2 separate regions of the Homo sapiens genome follow, and region 1 is linked to region 2. A link is an interaction called in ENCODE POLR2A ChIA-PET data of the cell type or tissue named here. Cell type or tissue: CD4-positive, alpha-beta T cell. All regions are shown on one strand.

Region 1 (2,500 bases), 54 kb before region 2:
GTTGCCTTTGCCAAGCCATGGCAGGTGGGGAGGAGGGCTCAGAATGGAAACCAACATCACCATTTAAGATTAACAAACCCCTACCCCCCTCTTTTGCTGTAGATACTAGAGTCTACTGTGTCTTCTTGTATTTTGCTAATTCCCCACCATGCAAAATTGTACTGGCTCCAAGACAGAATGTGAATGACAGCCCTCAGTTAGACCTGCCCTTTCATCATCTGGGCTGGGCATGATGGGAGAGAAGTATGATAGGGGAAAGAGTAGAAAAGACAGGCTGGGGGAGGGGGTAGAGGTTGCAACCTGTTCCCCTGGGTTTACTGGCCTGAGCTGCCTGCTGCAGGGAGAAGGCAGCTGAGCCAGGTGACCCATCACGTGAAAAGCCTGAGCCCAAGCCCCAGGGGTTGCAGGTCAGTGTGGGTGTTGGCAATGTGCACGCCAGCATGTATTTACCCATAGGCTCTGGTGGTTGCAGGTGTCTGTGCCCCCTGTGGGCATATGCTGGCGCATGTGGTGCTGTGTGTTTGTAGGTGTGTCCTGACATGCATGTGCAGGTGTGCATGTGTTGGTGTGTGTGGTGCACTGTATGCTCACCTGTATGCTGATGGATGTGTGCCTGCATCTGCAGGGATGTGTTTTTATGTGCAGCAGTGAGTGATTTTGTATGTATGGTGTGTGTGTTTAGGAGGAGTTTGGTGGCAGCAGGACAGCTCCATAGAAGGAAGGGCAAACATTACTTCAACTCAGGGCTGGCAGTCTGGGTTCTGAGTAGGTGAGCAGAAAGTCAGAGATGTCACAGATCATGTTCCAGGGATTCTGTGGAGAAGGGAGACAAGAAAACCTCTGTCGGATCATGGAGAGGTGTGAGTGGCTTCTTCATAGCTGCATAGACTTTTCAGGTTGGTCTGGCCTGACTCCCGTCAGAGGTCTCTCATCTTCCAAGTAAGCCTGGGGTCTTTCCTTTTTTGTAGCTTCCTTCCTCTCAATTCTCCCGACTTAGAATGCAGACGCCACTCCATCCCCCACCTGCGGAAACCCTGTTCACCCCTTAATTCTAAGCCCAGATGTATGGGGATCTCCCAGACCCACTGTTGACATTGTTACCAGCGTTAAAGTGACACAAGCAGGTGGAAAATTGTTGTTCTCAGAATTCAGGGTCAAAAACCCAACAGAAATAGTTCCCTAGAGTGAGGCGTTCCCAGAGAAGAGACTCGGCACCCAGATAGTTTCAGGAACATTTATCTGTCAGCGGAAAATGTCAACAGCTCCCCAAATTCTCACCAGTTCTTCCCACAGTGTCCATCCTATGTATTTTGGCTAAAATAGGCAAACACGCATTTAATCTTCTTTTTTTTTCACCCTCGGAATAGGTTGGCAAACAATCCAATAAGGTGGTTCCCAATGACCTACTTTGCCCATCAAGATAACCAGATGGATAATGATTTCTTTTCTTTTCTTTTTTTTTTTTTTTTTTTTTGAGACAGAGTTTCGCTTCGCTCTTGTTGACTAGGCTGGAGTGCAATGGCGCGATCTCGGCTCACCACAACCCCCATCCTGGGTTCAAGTGATTCTCCTGCCTCAGCCTCCTGTGTAGCTGGGATTACAGGCATGTGCCAACACACCCGGCTAATTTTGTATTTTTAGTAGAGACAGGGTTTCTCCATGTTGGTCAGGCTGGTCTCAAACTCCCGACCTCAAGTGATCCACCTGCCTCGGCCTCCCAAAGTGCTGGGATTATAGGCATGAGCCACCGCGCCCAGCCATGATTTTTAATATCTGATTATTTAAACCATCTGACAGGCCACTTGACTTACCAATTGAGTAAATATTTACCAAGCACCTCTCATGTGCCCCAAATCAAACCAACAGTCCTGTAGATGGTTGGCTCAACCAGCCCACTGGCCAGGCCAGTGTTTTGAAGATGAAGGTTAAATGATTGAGAGCCCATAAGCACAAGAAAGTGTCCCTGGTCCCGGAAACCATGTTCTCAATTTTTGCAAAAAAGTCTAAATTTGTCTTCAGGCTCACTTCTTTATGGTCTCATCTAATTTTCATCATTGTGTGGGGCCTGTGCTAATTTCCATGCTGAGTTTAGTAGCAAAGGAAGCATATATGGAGGATACCACCCAGGACTTTTGAGTCAGCCAAGAGAGCTTCAGAAATTCCTCCTTTGATTTCCACAGAGTCGAGAGAAATCTTTGTCTTTTCTCCCACTTAACTATCAACACTTCAAAGCCCAGACCTACATAAAATACACAAATGCTTTCTGGACAAAATGAATCTTGTCCGTTTTCTTTGGGTTTCATTGGGAACAATAAAGATTGAGCTACAAAAGGTTGGCAAAGAGGATTATCCTTTTTCTTTCTATTAAACATAGAGGCTTCAAAAGAACAGCTCAGAAAGTCAAATAATTGTATCCACCATCGCTCACCCATCCATCTCCCTGCTGACCTGGCCTGTGAAATCCCCTTTAAAAACTTAGCCAGCTCTCACCTGCCCATTG
Region 2 (2,500 bases):
TGAGACCCCCACCATGCCAGCTCCTAGCGCTAAAGCAGGCTGGTACCTCACACTGCTTTCAGAATCTTCTAAGACACTGTGGGTGTGAGGTCTTCCAGGCAGGCATCAGCACCCACCAAGCCGGTCCTCAGAAAACGACTGGAGGTAGAGAAAGCAGGGCTGGAAAGAGACAAAGAAATTCCAGGACTGTCCTCACTAGCATATTCTAAACGAAGCAGATCTTCAGGCAGCCGTGTTAGGTATGATGTCCCCGAGAGAGTACACATTAACATGACAAAGTTTGAGGAATGAACATAAGATGGCCATGCAATGTCAAAGTCATGGCTCACTTGGGTGCTTCTCTGACAGAAGAGATAGAGTGTGGCACCAGTAGTCCCTGTTGGGTTCTGTGTCTACAACAGAGAGCTTTGGGGCTGCCCTCCCTCACAGAGCAGGCTTTCTGCAAATGCTCAGGTAGGGCTGGATATATTCGTAGAATCTTCCAGACCCATCCAACCCAGAAGGTGGTGGTCCCCGAAGAGTGGTGGTGTACATGAGAAGCTGGGGGAACGTGTTACAAGGCAGACCCCTGGGCCGGCCTTCAGAGAGTCTCATTCACCTGCTCTGGAAACACTGCTAAGGACTTGGCCTCTGCTGTGAGCCAAGAGGAGGAAAGAAACCCCTCTCACTCTAGAACTACCTTTTTCTGCCTCAACCACCTTTTTTCCTGTCTTTTAAAAATTTCCAAAATTCTCTGCATCTGTAGTTTTTGTTAAGTACTTTGTCATGCCACCTGGTTAGCTCAAGCCAGAGACAATCAGGAAAAAGCTCTATCAGTGGCTGTCAACTCAGCCACTTCCCTCCGTACCGTGGTCCCTCATTCCTGCAGCTGGGTGGGAGCCAGCACAGCCCCAGGCACAGGCAGTGCCGGCATGTATTCTCGGAGCTCCACACAGGAATGTCCCACTCTAGAAGGGAAGATAAAATTTAGCGCTCTCCATGCACTGGGTATGTGTGCCAGGAAAGCCCTGAAACTTTTGCTCACAGGGCTCAAAATGAAAGCAGCTGTTGATTCCGAGAGTGGCAGGTTTGACGACATTTGGAGTCCCCCTATGTGAGAACGGAGAGACCCCTGGCGCTTCCTCCCTGCTATCTGAGGAAGGGGGAGGGGGCGGGGGGTGGGAAGGCCCAGCCTCTCAGGGTTGCGTCTCTCCGGGGCTTCCCAAGGAGGCAGCGCCGGCCCTCCCAGTCTTGCCACTGTCGCCGTGCTCGTGTGCCGGGCCAGCCGGAGCCAGGCCCGATCCTGGCCACTGTGCCCACCACCGAAGGCAGGCCCCAGGCCGGGTCCCTCTCCTTGCCTGTCTGGGGGACCCTGGTGTCGGGCTCCTTTGATATCTAAAAACCAGACCCTCGGCCCCCAGCGCCGGAGCCCGGCGCAGATCCACGCCCTGGTCTCTCAGCGCGGGGGCCTGGGGGCGGGTGCGGTTCGGGGACAAGGGACCGCAAGTGGGGGCGGGCGGCAGCGTGTGAGCAGCTCAGATGGGAGATCACGCGCGATAACCCGGGCCCTGGATGGCAGCGCTCGACAGGAAACCTCGAGCGAGGAGCCAGCTGGGGGCCGGCGGGGCGGGGCTGCTGCTCCCGTAACCGCACGGGAGCCGCGGCTGGCGGCAACACGGGGCTGGGAGCCCACCTTGGCTGCATGGTGAGGAAGGGCCGGAGGTTCCTTCCCAGGCCCAGCCTCCTCTCTGTCTTGCGGAGGGCGTCCTTCACGGGTGTGGTTTGTGACTTTGGGACGGCGGTCCCGGCCGCCTGGGCTTTGGGCGTAGTGGGAGAGCTGCCCAGCCCGCAGTGCACCCGGCGTAGCTTTGACCCGGGAGGGACCCGGCCCCAAGCCGGACGCGGGGAGGCCAGGGCGGAGAGGCGGCGTGAGCGCGGCTTAGCAGGCTGAAGCTCGTCTCTTTAAAATCCCAGCGAAATATTCACCTATAGCGTATCGGTGACGGTTTTAAAATCCAAGTGGCATTTCCTCTCCCAGCCTCCGAAAAACTCGGTGCAGTGGGCAGCGGCTCGGCGGGGCGTCCCCCTGTGCCTTGCGTCCGGGCGGGCGGCCCGCAGCGGGAGGAGCCCAGGCGCGGGCACCGAGGGGCGGAGGCCTGGCCCCGGCTCGGGGAGCTCCGGGAGGAGCTTGGGCTTGGGCTAGCCGATGGATGCACGGGTTTCTTCCGGGGAAGCTGCGGGGGCCACAGGGACTCTGAGGAGGCGCCCTCAACAGCCTGGGACCGGCAGGACGGATCCCAGAGCGAGGGCGACCAGCGAGCGAGGCAGGTGCGGCCCTCCTGGCTCCCCCTCCGCCCCTGTCCTCCCTTGCGTTGCCCAGGCAGCCTGAGCTCCCAAGGCCCAGAGGGTCTCCAGCTTACAGTTGCAGTGGGACTGATTCGGTGGATCGGAAAAGCGCTTTCATCTCACTCGGCTGCTGGTGAAAGCATCTCGTCCTTACAGCACTGGATAATAACAATAG

What was found. Peaks named below come from ENCODE experiments on the same cell type or tissue, not always from the same donor. Only the 100,000 strongest peaks of a DNase experiment are listed, where the experiment ranks them.
Region 1: POLR2A ChIA-PET joins it to region 2 with 19 read pairs; 12 of 35 experiments call an interaction of 5 or more read pairs at or near these places.

Annotation. Positions count from the first base shown.
Region 1 is chr1:167,508,344-167,510,843 of GRCh38, reverse strand. The region is part of intron 1 of CD247 (CD247 molecule); the gene reads left to right. Among named protein-coding and RNA genes, the nearest start is that of CD247, 8.9 kb to the left of the region's middle. In CD4-positive, alpha-beta T cell, no CTCF peak of the experiment used is centred here; DNase peaks (open chromatin) are centred at 483, 1,053 and 1,383; H3K4me3 peaks cover 1,440 bases; H3K27ac peaks cover 1,548 bases.
Region 2 is chr1:167,454,664-167,457,163 of GRCh38, reverse strand. All of the region lies in intron 1 of CD247 (CD247 molecule), which reads left to right. It overlaps LOC101928512 (a long non-coding RNA gene), which reads right to left and starts at 2,098. Exons shown (of 4, transcript XR_007066724.1): 1 at 1,966-2,098; 2 at 47-159. RefSeq lists silencers at 1,275-1,504, 1,845-1,934, 2,025-2,114, 2,135-2,244. In CD4-positive, alpha-beta T cell, no CTCF peak of the experiment used is centred here; DNase peaks (open chromatin) are centred at 372, 1,143, 1,543 and 2,093; H3K4me3 peaks cover 2,494 bases; H3K27ac peaks cover 2,500 bases.